Linked DNA regions of Homo sapiens: region 1 is linked to region 2. Evidence: read pairs that join two places in POLR2A ChIA-PET (ENCODE). Cell type or tissue: PC-9. All regions are shown on one strand. Each heading gives the region's core, and the rest is flanking DNA. Links, peaks and the distances in the headings are about the cores only.

Region 1 (7,368 bases), core at 1,452-6,451, 150 kb after region 2:
CGTGGGCTACTGGAGATGCCGTTGATACTGAACAATGATAAGCCTTCTCCCATTAGTCTTTGCACACCGTGATGCTACTGCTGAGATAGATGTCTTTTCTCCCTAATGTCCTCAGGTAGCCTCATCATATTCCCCCATCATCTAAATTGCTGAGACATGGGTCTTCCTTGAATTCTGAAAAAGCATGATGAATATAGGGAATTAGCAGGTAAACATGGAATGTTAACAAAAAGAGATAATTGTAAATTCATCGGTTGTTGGGGTGGAACTCATGACTTAAGGACAGACTATGAAGAAGGCATTTGAAAATCTTATGAAATCAAGGAAGGAAGTATTTAAGTGATGATAAATACTTTTGCTTCTTTTTCTAAGAAGCAAAACTGCACAGAAAACTACCTCACCAGAGAATGGAGATGATGCTTTAAAAACTACAGACTGTAAGGCTTTAATATTGTTGAATGAACAATTTCCTGTATCAGAATACGTGCAGATACCTGAACACAGATGTTAGGAACAGAGCGCCTGCAATTATTGAGATCCCTCCCCAACAGTTTTATCTCCCAGAGGGCAGAGGAATCCATGAGACTAAGTGCTTTCCTGGTCCAAAAAGCTCTAATTGCTGATATGACAATAAATAAACCTAAGAGAAAGAAACCTTGTTCTTTGCTTTTCCATCACAGCAATGGAAGAACATTTTTGGACCGTAACTCTAGAAAAGTATGTTTTATAATTAAATTTCAAGAAATTATTGGTATGACACATAGTAAGAGACCCTAGGAAGAGGAAGAAATATAAAATAAAATTCTGCAAGTATTTTCATAAATAATTTTAATGAAAAAGGAAGGAGCTAGGCATGTAAAGAAATCAATGTTGCTAAAGAAAGAGATATTTGAACCCAGATTTTTTTTTTTTTAAGATGGAGTTTCATTTTTGTTGCCCAGGCTGGAGTGCAATGGTGCAATCTCGGCTCACCACAACCTCTGCCTCCCGGGTTCAAGCAATTCTCCTGCCTCAGCCTCCCGTAGCTGGGATTATAGGCATGCGCCACCACACCCGGCTAATTTTTTTGTATTTTTAGTAGAGATGGGGTTTCTCCATGTTGGTCAGGCTGGTCTCAAACTCCCGACCTCAAGTGATCCACCCACCTCGGCCTCCCAAAGTGCTAGGATTACAGGTGTGAGCCACTGTGCCTGGCCTGAACCCAGATTTTAAAAGGCTACCTTTATAACAGCCTGAAGGCAGGCTACATAATATCAATTTCAAAGACAACAAAGTAAGTTGGCTTTTATTTTCTGCAAGTAATTCTTGAAACCAGAAGCAGCTCAGGGATGCACAGGTGAGGAATGGGGCACAAGGTGAGGAACAGATCTATTGGTTGAGGAAGAGAGTGTGACATTAGCAAATAGAAGAAGCAAAGGAAAGCACTCGGGGCCTAATTTGCTTCTTTCTTCCTCATCAGAGTGAAAATGGTCACTCTTGAAAAGCAGGAGAATGTCATTTGGTGAGCTAGAGGTCAAAGGCATGACACTGAGGCTTCATCTTGATGGCTTAGAGGCCTAGGGCTCAGATAATATCACATTCGGGGGACCAAAAAACGTGTAGAAATGATGGAGAACAACTACAAGAAATATTGGGAGAGTGATGTCAGCAAGATAGTGGGATAGTTCCAGCCCTTGATGTCCCCGGAGAAATACCAATTTAACAACCTTCTATGGGCAAAAATATCTTTATGAGAGCTCTAGAATCCAGGTGAGAGTTTATAGCACCTGTGTAGGGCAAAGAAATAAGAAAAGATGTAACGTGTATTGAAAAAGGGTAAGAAGGACAGCTTCTTTTTACCGATGTCACCCCTCCCCCAAGCTTACATAGCACAATGCAGAGAGCAAAGAGAGGGAGAGAGAGGGAGAGAGAGAGAGATCCTCTCAGCCTGAGAGTTCTGCTGTGAAAGGGAGAGTGAAGTGAACTTCTGACTTTTCTACAAACCCTGGCATTAAGCCCATATAACCATAGACTCTGGCCCCTGGCATTAGGTCCATCTGTAGATCCTGGCACCAGGCCCCACTGATGATCCCAGATCCTGGCACCAGGCCCGCTCAGCTGCAGACCCTGGCACCAAGCCTATCTGCCCACAAACCCTGGCACTGGGCCTACCTATGGGCCTTGACACCAAACCTGCCAGTCTGTGGACCCCAGCACTAGCCCCACCTGAGGACCCCGTCACCAGGTCTGTTTATGGATTCTGGACCCTAGCACCAGGCCCACTTGTCTGAGGACCCTGGCACTGAGCACACCCTCCTGTAGACTCTGGCACCAGGCCCACCCAGATTGCTGACTGGGGTGACTGCTGAAGGGCTTTCCCTGCCAAAGCCAGCCTAAAAAGACTGGAAGAGGTGACGGCTTCTTCAAATGCACAGACATCAATGTAAGGCTACAAAGATAATGAAAAATCAGAGAAACATGATGTCATCAAAGGAAGAAAATGAAGCCCCAGTAACTGATCTTAATGAAATGAAGATCTATGATCTGCTTGACAAAGAATTCAAAATAATGGTTTTTTTTTTTTTTTTTTTTTTTTTTTTTTTTTTTGTTGTTGTTGTTGTTGTTGTTGTTGTTGTTGTTGAGACGGAGTCTTGCTCTGTCACCCAGGCTGGAGTGCAATGGTACAATCTCAGCTCACTGCAACCTCCACCTCCCAGGTTCAAGTGATTCTCCTGCCTCAGTCTCCCGAGTAGCTGGGATTACAGGTGCCCACCACCACACCCAGCTTATTTTTGTATTTTTAGTAGAGACAGGGTTTCATCATGTTGGTCAGGCTGGTCTTGAACTCCTGACCTCAGGTGATCCACCTGCCTCAGCCTCCCAAAGTGCTGGGATTACAGGTGTGGGCCACCGTGCCTGGCCCAAAATAATAGTTTTAAAGAAGTTTGGTTAATGATAAGAGAACACAGATAGACAACTAAGCAAATTAGGAAAGCAACACATGAATAAAATGAGAAGTTCAAGGAAGAGATAGAAACCACAAAAAAGAACCAAACAGAATTTCTGGAGTTGAAGGACAGTTACTGAACTGAAAAATTCAGTAGAGAGCTTCACCAACCTATGCAATCAAGCAGAAGAAAGAATCAACAAGATCAAAGACAGGTCATTTGAAGCTAGCCAGTCAGAGGAACGAAAGAAAAAGAAAAAAAAAAGAGTGACAAAAACTCTGGTATTTTTACAGGACACCATAAACAAACCAATATATGCATCATAGGAGTTTTAGAAAGAAAAGAGAAAATGTACAAAAGATTTATTGAAATAAATAATGGCTGAAAATTTTCCAAATGTGGGGAAGGAAATGGACATCCAGATTCATAAAGCCCAAAGGACCCTAAATAGTTGAACCTGGAGAGGTCTACACTGAGACACGTTATAATTAAATTGTCAAAAGTCAAAGACAAAAAGATAATTTTGAAAGTAGCAAGAGAAAAATGACTCATCACTTTCAAGGAAAATTTCCTCCTCACTGCCCAAGACTATTAGCAGATTTCTCAGCAGAAACTTTGCAAGCTAGAAAAAGTGGGATGATATACTCAAAGTGTGCAAAGTTTTTACTTTGCTCCAAGCAAAAGTTTTTACTTTGCCACCAACCAAAAAGTACTATATTTGGCAAAATTGTCTTTTAAAAATAAAGGAAAGATAAATACTTTCTCAGACAAACAAAAGCTGAGGGAGTTTATCACTAGCCCTGCCTTATAAGTACTAAAGGGAGTTCTTCAAATTGAAACAAGAGGATGCTAAACAGCAACCTGAAAGTACAGAAAAATATAAATTTTACTGGTAAACATAAATATATAGACAAATTCAGAATAATATAATATTGCATTGGTAATATGTAAATCACTTTTAGCTCTAGCATAAAAGTTAAGAGACAAAAGTATGAGGAATAACCTATGACCATAAAATTGGTTAATGGATACACAATATAAAAAGAAGTGAATCCTGACATAAAGTGTTGGGGAGAGGGAGTACAAGTATAGAGTTTTTGCATGTGATTGAAGTTATCAGCTCAAAATAGAACAGTATAACTATAAAAAGTGCTGGTTATATAAGATGAATAGGTCTGAGAGATCTACTATACAGCATAGTGCCATAGTTAAAAATATTGTATTGTATACTTAAAAATTTGCTCAGCAGGTAGATCTTATGTTAAGTGTTCTTATCACATAATAAATAAATAAACAGGGTAGAAGGAAACTTTTGGAGGTGATGGATAGATTTATCGCGTAGATTATGGTGACTGTTTCACTAGTGTGTACACATCTCCAAACTCATTAAGTTGTATAGATTAAATGTGTATAGCTTTTTGTATGACAATTATTCCTCAATCAGACTGGGTTGAAAATGTAAGCACACGCACAAAACAAACAAACAAAACAAAAAAGAAATCTTGGTACTTAGGGAACAAGACGGGGGCTCTGAGGTTGGATAGATAGTGATCTCTTGGTTCTTAAGCCTGGAAAGAGGACAAATGCCAAGGTGACTCTCAAGGATTTCCAACAAAAAGGAGACTGCATGGCTTCCTTAGGAAATGTTGAAGTCAGCCGGTCCAACTCTTGCTTGTACAGTTGAGAACACTGGGGACCAGAGAGGGTAGGTGACTTGTGCCAGGCTGCACGAGTCAGCAAAGCCACGATGAGCATTGAGCATTTGGGGCACTCGCCTTGGCATTTGTCTCAGTGTGCTACTGCTTATCTTTGTTGCAGAGACAAGTTTAACCTACCAGAAAGTGTGGAGGCGTTCTTGACTCTTCCCCCTGGCTCACATCTCAAATCCAGTGAGTCAAGAAATCTAGTTGGCTCTTTCCTCAAATTCTATCCATAGCTGGCCACCTCTCACGCCCTCCAGGGATTCTCATACCCTTCTCCCTGGCAGGAGCCTCTGCCATCTCCTAGGATTGACCCTTCTCCCTCCTTTCACTGTCATGTCGCCTACAGTCTGTTTCCCAGGCAGCTGTCAGAGTGATCATTTAAACAAGTCGGGTCATGTCAGTCCTGTGCACAAAACCTTCCAAGGCTCTACACCGCACTCTGTGTGGGAACAGATGTCCTTACAACAGCTCACTGGCCTTCCATGACCTGTGTGGAGACTCCTCATCGCTGTATCTCTCTGACCATGCCCATACTCACTCCCTCACTCTCACTGCAAAAACCACACCAGCCTCCTTGCTCTTGGTGGGAACACCAGGCCTGTTTGTTCCCACTGTGGGTCTTTGCACAAGCTCTTTCCTCGGCACATGTGGCTTGCCCTTACCCCCTTAAAACCTTTGTCCAAATGTCCCCTTCTCAGTGGAGCTTACAATAACCACAGCCAAAATTGTACCCACTCTTTCTTCCAGCTCTCCTGATTTCCCTTAGCCGGTTTCTTTCTTCTTTCTGTAACACTTATCGCCATCCAACATATAATTTATTTATCTAAGTTTACAATTTGTCTCTCCCACTGTAATGTGAACCCACAAAAATATGTGTTTTTGTCTATTTTATTTACTGGTATATTCCCAGTTTATCTAAAGGTGCCTGGCATATAGTGGGTGCTCAGTAAATGCTGGTTGACTGAAAGAAACAAATAGAGACCAGCACGAGACAGGCCCCTCCAGAGCATCAGCTTTGAACTCTGGTTTCTATTTTGCTTCCCTTGTTTAGTGTGTCCACCATGGAGGAACCCTCTCACCTTCAGACACACTCAACTCTTCCCCATGGGTTAGGGTTAGTGTGGGAGTTGTCCTTCTGTGGCCAGCAAGTGGTGAGGGTGCCTCCCCAGGCCTCCTCTGTTGTCTTGGTTCCCCTTGGAGCTCTGTGCTGCAGGTGCAGAAACAAGGCCCTCATCTCAGACTGATGCTTCCTGGGGCTGGGCTGGAACCTGCTCCCTCTGCGTCCATCCTTACGCTCTGCTCCTAGCTTGTGACTCTGTCCTCTGTGTCTTTCTCTTGTGAGGAATGTGTGCATGCATGCATGTGTGTGCATGTATATGTGTATGCGTGTGCACGCATGTGAAAGAAAAAGACCAGGAAGACTCCTACTCTTTCCTGTGGTGTTTGGCTCTTTTCTAGTGCCCCTTGTTCAAGCCTGCTTCTCTGAGAGAGAGCTCCAGAAGATTGTTTTTTATTCTTGTTTTCATGCACAGAGAGCTCTACTCAAGGGCCTGGGGCTGAGGCGGTTTGGCATAATTGCCTCAAGACTGCTGCTGTGCTGTATAAAAAGGCAGTCCCATTTCCATCCTGTTCTTGGTGTGACACAGAAAGTGCCCTATAGGATGGGGTGGGAGGCAGGGGTGGGCTGTCCCTGGCCGAGGGCCCTGCTTTGTGAAGGATCTCATGCACTGGTTTATTTCTCTGGGAATTAGGTTTGTGCTCTGCCTGGAGACTCTGCACCCCCGCCTCTGTTCTCCCTGAAGAGTTGCCATCCTCTGGGACCTGACTTCGGTCTTGCCTCTTCTGTGACCCTCTGGCCAGCTATAAGTGACCTTCCTAGGAAGGCTAAGAACATGCTATCTGTGCCCCTTACCTGGTCATCTTTCCTTCTCTGGCTGTGACTCTTCCCTGCCTCTGTTTCTTCAGTGAGGTCAGGTTCTTCAAAGGCAAACTGTCCACCTAGCTTTATTTCCCCCAGCCTGTAGTTGAGGGCCTGTTCTGGTGGGACCTTACCTGCCAAATGAAGGCACCTGCTCCAGGCCGGCTCCTGAGGCCAGTGACCAGGCCTGGCACATAGTGGAGGGTCAGTCAGTGTTTGTGGACTAGATAAAGATGCTCTGCAGACGTTGGCCCCTCCCTCCTGAGTCCAGTCCATTCATTTCAACCAAGGCTGCCTGGGGACCTGGTATTTACTAGTTGCCAGAGGGGATATAAAGGTGAACAGACATGACTTCTGCCTTCAAGAGGAGCAACACAAAGTCCAATGGCCACCCTATAAGACGAATTGTAGCTAATAGCAATCATAGGGAAAGGCTTGAAGGGTCTGAACCACAAGTGCCTAACCTGAAAGGATGGGCTTGGTGGAAACCTCGTGGGACATAGCTTGGAGTTTCAAGAATGTGCTGGCTCAAGCCTCGACTTGACTGGTGGGATGATGATTCCTGGTCCTCTCACAGGTTGGAGGGGAATTAGGGGCTTGATAGATATGTCTAGGCCTGTGAGGTTGGAATGGCAAGGGCAGGTTTATTGGGAAGCAGGGTCTCTTTGATATGCCTATTAAAAGAGGCAGGTTGCAGTTTCCCTTGCGTTCTGCCTAGCGGGAGATTCCTATGCTCATAAATGGCATTAATAATGTTCTCTGCCTTTATGTTGTCAGGAGGCCTGTCCCCTGCCCAATAAAAGGCAGGAGCAGTAACAGG
Region 2 (7,368 bases), core at 881-5,880:
CCACAGTGTTCCAGGGCCTCTACCACCTCCTGAGAGTCTCTGCTCCTCCTGAGTGCTCCCAGGTTCCTCTCAGTTCCTCAGAGGGCCCCCACCCCTCTCCTCTCTTTACCCAGAGCCCCCACCCACTGGTCATGGCGTCTCACCCCTGGGCCTTCCTCTGGGTCCATAATTGCTCAACAGCCCTGCGCCGTACCTCCTGCCCATGAGTCCCTTCACTCCTCTATCCGGCAGGGAGCCTCTCCCCACCTGCTCTCCAGGCTCCTGCCTGGAAGGGGCTAACTGGGTTCTAGCTGCTCCCTGGGCCAGGCCCATTTATTTCATTTTTTATTTAACAGTTATAATATACTTAATATATACCAGATATGTTCTAAATTCTTTTCAAAAATTCTCCCATTTGATTCTAATGAGCCTGCTAACCTAATGTGTGCTGAGGCACAGAGAGGTTAAATAACCTGCCTGAGACAACACAGCTGGTCAGTAGTGGACCGGGATTTAAACCCCACAATGCTGCTCCAGATTTCACATCTTAACCACTTCCTGCTTCCATGTGGGCCCTCACAGCCTCCACAAGGAGGCAAGGAGGGTGGGGCTAACAGATCTTTGCAGAGTTGAAGGGTCAGCTGGGGCCCCTTGGGGCCCTGCAACCAGGGCCCCCAAACGGCCAGTACCCACAGCTCCCTGTGTCCCACCCTGAAGGGCACCCCATCTCAAGGTCAAGGCTAAGGGTTGGGAGGCTCCAATTCTGCTAAAGAACTTCAAGGGCATTGCCCTGGTCTCTGGGCACAGGACCCCAACCCTGAGGGCCTCTTCCCTGTGCTTATATCCTCCCATCCCCATGGCAGGGGCACAGGGTGATATCAGTGCTGGCGTTTGAGGGAGAAAACCACCCATCTGAGCCAAATTCCATAGCTCAGTGAAGCATTCCTTCTAAGGGATTAAACTGGGTTTGGTCAGGAGGTGGCTCTTTAGGGACCTGCCTCCCCAGGGCAGCTGGGCTGCTCTTAGAGGGAGAACCAGCTCAGCAATGCAAGGCTCTGTGCAGTTAGGGCTGGGGGAAGGGATGCTCTGCCTCAGTGGACTGTGGTCCTTCCCCTCTGGGTACCCAGGGGTACCCCAGGTGTGGATGATGAAACTCTGGTCTAGGCACATGAATGGAAGAAGGAAAGAAAAGATTCCCACCACAGAGACCACTGACTTCGTGTCTCAACAGACCTGAGTTCAAATCCAGACTACCATTTGCTGGTTGTGTGATCTTGGGCAAGGCACTTAGCCTTGCTGGTCCTCAGTTTCCTCATCTGCACAGTTGGGAAAATAACAGCCACTGCAGGGTGGCAGTGTGGCTTGAATTTCATTGCATTTGCAATGTTCCTCCAGAGGGCAAGGCATAAGTAGATGCTCAATGCATGTTACTTTCTTCCCTCTGCCCCTCTCTGTGAGCTCCCACCTCATGGGGGAGACCAGCAACATGCAGAGGAACACAGAATCAGAGGCCAAGAGCAGACAAGGACTGAGCCAGGGGCTGAAGGCTGGACCTCTGGTTTACTGGCAGGTTCAGAAATGTACAGTTTTCCTTATCTGTGAAATGGACATAAAATTGTCTTCTCCCATAAGGTTGTTGAGAGAAATACAGATAAACCTGAAAAGCATCAGCACAGTGCCTGGCACATAGTAAGCAATTAACCAATGGCAGCTGGCACTATCATGATTATTCTTGAGGGTGCAGGAGGGTGCAGAGTCAGGAGGAGTTTCTTGGAGAAGATGAGTAAAGAACAGATTTGGGAAGTGGATAACTTCCTTGGGAGCTCCCTTGCCCTGGGAGCAGAGGTGGACACGAGTGCCCCAGACCTGTTGCAGGCCATGGGTAGTGGAGTCTAGGAAGTGTGGTTGTGATGCTGAGGATGCACCTCCCGCAGTCAGGAGGGGCGCAGGGTGCAGGAAGGCCCAACTGGCTTCCCTGTTCTGACTCGAGGCATCGTCCCCTGCATTCCTATCTCCTGACACCTGAGCTGCACCCTCACTTGCAGCAGTCTGGGCAGCAACCTCCTTCCAGCAGCCCCGCACTCACCCTCCACCCTGCTGGCTTTTCTGACTGGGGCAGCTGAGAGAGATGCTGTGGGACCAGAGGCTTGAGGGATAAACAGGAGCGTGGTGCCTGGGAGGCCATCTCCCCTGTCCACTTGCCTCAGAGTAGGACCGCAGAGCATGCCTCCATCAGCCATTCCTGCGAGAGGGCACCCCTGGCCACACTAGGTGGTCCTCCCCAGTCCCTGCCTGGGTGGTGGGTGACCCCAGGTCATGCAGCATGTTATTATCAACACATCCCTCAAAGGCCATCCTGGGGTCCCTTTCTCCCCACATGCCAGGATGGATCAGGGACTTCCCTCCCCCAGCCTCTGCTCAGAGCTAGCCTGTCGGGTTAGCAGTGCCATCTCCCCATTGGCTGGGTGCAGGGGTGGGGCGCGGTGATCGATGCTCAGGGAAACACAGAGCTCAGCTACCGGCCCAGGCCTGGCAGCCCTTCATGTTTGGGACCCCCTACTTGTGCTCACCTTGCCAATTAGGGAGGCAAATTTATCATTGAGGGCCTTCATCTCCTCCTTCTCCTGGTTCTTCAGCTGCTGAACAGCGGGGTCCAACTTGACATCCAGGGGCACCAGCAGGCCGGGGTTCACAGTCACCTTGGAGATAGTGCCAGCCGACCAGCAGCCTGTGAGGCTGCGGGAGCTGAAGCCCGGCCCGGGGGCCCTGCAGCTGTCCCATCCTGAGGTTCCAGGCCGGGGGCTGCCCACCGGGGTCACCTCACAGCTGCTGAGGCTGCTGAAGCCAACCACGCAGGAGCGGCAGGCCATGGTGCCCCCGGCCGGAAGCAGGAGGGCCCAGGGGGGTGAGCGAGTGAGCCTGGGGTTGCGTCGGGTGGCAGGCTCTGGTTGCTCTGGTCACAGCTGGGGCGGGCTGGGGACTGAGGAGCAGACACCTGTTGCACAGTGCTCATTAGCTGCAGGAGGGCGGGACGCCTCCCAGCCTGACCAACCTGTTGGATGATGTGGGTGCTCCCGCCCCTCCCCCAGCAGCATGTAGGTCTCCCTCCCAACAGGTATCTGCATTGCTTAGGGGGCTGGTCCACAGCCCCCTGCCCCAAAGAAAGCAGGCCTAGCTCTGGGGAGGGGGCCAAGGCTGGACTGGCCGGGTGGGTTGGGGGTGGGGAGTTGGCAAAAGGAAGGCCATTCAAGGGGGCAGGAGAGAAGAGAGAGCGCCTCACCGCAGACCTCACTGCATACTTGAAGGCTGACGTATCTGGGCTCACATACTTCTGGAAAAGATGAGTCAAGCATAGGCCTTGAGCTCCCGAGTGTAGGGCAGCTATCCTGGGCACCGTGCCAGCCTGGCACTGGAAAACAGCACTTATTATTTATTTTCTGGCTGCCAAAGAGTCTCCCTGGCTTATCTTCCCCCTTCCTTCTACCCCCTCTCCCTTCCTTCCTTCCTTCACTTTAACTAGCATTGATTGAGGACCTACTATGTACACCCTACTGTCTCAGAGGCTGGGAGGACATAGACGGTCAAGGCCAAGGAGCTCTCAGCATTGGAAATGTGAGACCTGGTTCAAGACTCAGCTGGACTGCTCACCACTCATGTGACCTCAGGCACGTTACTTGACTTTTGTCTTCATTTGTAAAGTGGGGATGAAAACACCCACCTCACAGGAGGTAGCATGTACAAAGCACTTGGTAGAGGACAGGGGACAAAGTTGGCCTCAATCAGTGGTACTGCCTTCCGGGTGCTGAGTCTAGCAGGGGCGATGGGTATGGCTGAATGCAGCTCTGCTCTGGGGCAATGAGAATCCCTGCCTTCCTCACACTCTTTCCTCCCCACTCTTCTTTCTCTTCTCTGCCTCCTTTGACCTCTTTTACACCATCTGTGAAGTAGAAATAGAAAAGACCCCATTTTGCCCCCACAGAGCCTCTGACAGGGCGGCAGAGGCCCACCTGGCCCAGGGCAATGCCTACCTTTCCACAGTTCCTGAGACCCCACTCTCCCACCCCAGGGGGTTACCAGCTCTCCCAGCCCTGCGTCTCCTTTCCTGGCCTGGTGGTCCTGATGTTCTGGCCCTGGTGGCTGGATCTGCATGTCTTTCCTGGACCTGGCTCAATCCTGCTCTGGGTGGCAGGGGCCAGAGCAGAGAGAGGAGTGTGTCTGGGAGAGTCACAGATGGTCAGAGATAGAAGGGGTAGCAGCCCCCTCTGGGCCCAGAGGAAGAGAGAGCCCCTGAGCGGGGAGAACCATTTGCCAGTCACATCGCGGACCCTGGGCCTCCACCTCCAGGGCAGACATCTTTTTCACACACTAGGCACTTCTGGCTCACAAGGGCACAGGACCCTGTCTAGAGGCCACGGGTCCATCCTAAGCCTGATCCCAGGATCTGGTGCCGGGTAGGGTAGCGAGGCACTGGTGGGTGACTGACGTGCGCCACGCTCCCCACTCAACACCCACGTGTGGGGCCACCTTGGCCTCCCACCGTCCTCACTCTGGCCTGGCATCCGAATGGCATGTGGTCAAGCACAGCACCTTGCCCCCCACCCGTCACCCCTGTGTACTCTGTGGGGAAGGGAGGGGGCAGCAGTGGCGTCTGGGCTCTGCCAAGGCCAGAATAACAGCTGATACATCAGATATGTCCCAGATGCTTTGCAGGAATTAGCTCCTCAATCCTGACAACCACCACTTGAGGTGGACACTTTAATTCTCATCACTCCAAATGACAGAGGAGGAGGCTCAGGGGGCTGGAGTGTCTAGTCTAAGGCCACACGATTATGATGGATGGGAACCTGGACAGTTGGGGTGAGGAGCTCTTTAATCTGAGCCTCTAAGTTTTAGGACCCCTAGAAAGGGTAGCGGGTTAGAGAAGGAAGCTGCCTTCTTACTGTCTGGGGTGCAGTTTAGGGCAGCCCCGCCACCTAATTCTCTCGGAGCCGAACGCTTTTTTCTCCCAAGTGCCTGTGCATGACTTAAATCTATTTCTTGCTTCCTTCCTTTGGCCTCAGTCAGCTCCTGAGAGTTGACAGGTCTTGGTTAATTGCCAAGTCCCTGGCTCCTAGGCTGGCTTTGCAGGGCTTGCCTCTTGGGCCCCACACCAGGGGGCTTTGCTTTCGGATGTCTTCACCTCCCTGGAGCAATGGAAGGCATGCTAGCCTGGGGCTCTGGGCTGGGGGAGGTATGTGGGGCTTGCCTGTTGCTTCCTTTCTGGCCGGACAGTCTTCCTTGGGTGCAGTCAGTAGAGATGTCTTTGACTGTCACTGCTGTGGCTGCCAAACAGGAACAGCCACAAAAAAGCCCCAAATAAACAAAACTCCACAAACAGCCCAGCCCTACCTCCTCCCTCTCCCCTCCTCACCCCGTCTCCTTTCCTCCCCCAGCTCATCTTCAATCCTCCTGACAACCACCACTTGAGGTGGATGCTTTAATTCTCATCACTCCAATTGACAGAGGAGGAAGCTCAGAGGGCTTGAGTGCCTAGTCTAAGGTCACCCAGTTATGATGGATGGGAACCTGGACAGTTGGAGTGAGGAGCTCTACTCCCTTTACTCTGGAACTGGCATCCCTGGGGGTCCTGGTCCAGGCTGCACTCTCTGAGCAGGGCTCTCTGTCCCAGCTAGGCCAGAGGGCCTGACATCACCCTCTCCTGGCCTTGGTACAGAGCCTGAACCACCTGGGGGCTTGGACCCCCACCCAGGGAAGCAGGAGGCCTGGCAGGGGTTGGGAGGTGGGAGATGGAAAGTGGGGGAAGGTTTCCGTCTCTCTGAGGATGTTTGGGTACCCAAGCAGTCTCCAACTCCCTCCTGGATGTACAAATAAACAAACCTGCTTGGGGCTTCAGGTGAGGATGGGCTTGGACAACCCCCGCTAGAAATAACACCTGGACATCCTGTACCCTCTGGGACTCCGGAACCCTGCTCTTCTAGTCCTTACATGGTCCAGGGACAGGAATCTACATCTCCCTTTCCTGCCTCTTGAGTCTATCCCCTTTACCCCAGTCCCCTGTCACTGGTAACAGGACACAATCCTGATGATCCAGGAGGCAGAGAAAGAGCAGAGGAGGGGCTGGGCTGGCTAGAGGCGAGGAATGGGGAAGAGGCTTAGGCTGGGCTGCCAGAGCCTCCTGGAACTGGTCTTGAAGTGAGGGGGAGTTTTCTTGTTTTTTCTCTCTCCTCCTCCCATTTCCTTCTCCACGTCACTCCCACCCAACCTGTGGTCTGTCTCCTTCGCATTCTCATCCGCCTCCTCTGTGTTTTCGATTGTCATGCTCTCTCTCACTTATCTTACTGTCTGTCTGTCCCTCTCGGAGTCACCTGCCCACTCAGAGTCCTGGCCTGGAGCTCCTCCTTTCGGCCCTGGGTGGGGGCAGAGGGAACAGGGTTTGTGTCCTTGCAGCCCAGTTGGATGTCCTTATGAGAATGGCATCCCTGTGTCATAGTTTCAGCGCCTCCTCTTTGCCTTGCTCCCCATTTGGCCTGAGGCCTCCTGGCCTGTGGAGCATCAGGTCTCTGGAAATGCTGGATGGCAAGACATAGTTGTTGGGTGAATGTTCCAATGGGCACATCCTAGCCTGGGTCAGGCTCTGGGGCAGGATTTGACTCTTGGGGAGACAGACAGGGACTCTCTGGGCAGGGGAGCCAGCAAAGGGTTTGGAATCTACAGGGGAAAATCTTTGTATCACTGCAGGACATGATGGGAAGGAGGGCCACTCCTCCAAGAAGCCTTCCCACATGAGCCTGCTCAAGTTTCTGTCAATCTTTCATCTTCTCCCCTAAATGCATGTCCCCACCTATGGTCGTGATCTGGGTCAGTGCCATCTCCCTTATGAAGTTAGCAACTCCTGGCCTTTATTCTCTGGATATTCCCTTTGAGCAGGGCTGATCCAGGGTCCAAGTCCTGGGAGTGGGAGGACCTAGGCTGGGGGCTGAGGGTCTTTGGCAGACTGTGGCTATGTGGTTAGAAGTTCTTTTTTTTTTTTTTTTTTGAGACAGAAGTTCTTTTTTTTTCTGAGATGGAGTATTGCCCTGTCGCCCAGGCTAGAGCGCAGTGGCGTGATCTCAGCTCACTGCAACCTCTGCCTTCTGGGTTCAAGCAATTCTCCTGTCTCAGCCTCCCGAGTAGCTGGGACTACAGGCACATGCCACCATGCCCAGTTAAATTTTGTTTTGTTTTGTTTTTAGTAGAGATGGAGTTTCACCAGGTTGACCAGATGTTCTTGATCTCGACCTCATGATCCGCCTGCTTTGGCCTCCCAAAGTGCTGGGATTACAGGCGTGAGCCACCGCACCTGGCCCCCCCTTTTTTTGTAACAGTATTTTACTCTGCCACCCAGGCTTG

What was found. ChIA-PET counts read pairs that join two places held together with the same protein. Peaks named below come from ENCODE experiments on the same cell type or tissue, not always from the same donor. Only the 100,000 strongest peaks of a DNase experiment are listed, where the experiment ranks them.
Region 1: POLR2A ChIA-PET joins it to region 2 with 8 read pairs; 4 of 35 experiments call an interaction of 5 or more read pairs at or near these places.

The regions. Positions count from the first base shown.
Region 1 is chr12:52,333,763-52,341,130 of GRCh38, forward strand. No RefSeq gene overlaps it. Among named protein-coding and RNA genes, the nearest start is that of KRT83, 16 kb to the left of the region's middle. In PC-9, for the core only: no CTCF peak of the experiment used is centred there; a DNase peak (open chromatin) is centred at 3,469; H3K27ac peaks cover 977 bases.
Region 2 is chr12:52,189,054-52,196,421 of GRCh38, forward strand. KRT80 (keratin 80) reads right to left here and starts at 2,961. Exons shown (of 9, transcript NM_182507.3): 1 at 2,550-2,961. The coding sequence starts at 2,849. In PC-9, for the core only: no CTCF peak of the experiment used is centred there; DNase peaks (open chromatin) are centred at 1,998, 2,988, 3,318 and 5,198; H3K4me3 peaks cover 2,359 bases; H3K27ac peaks cover 4,028 bases.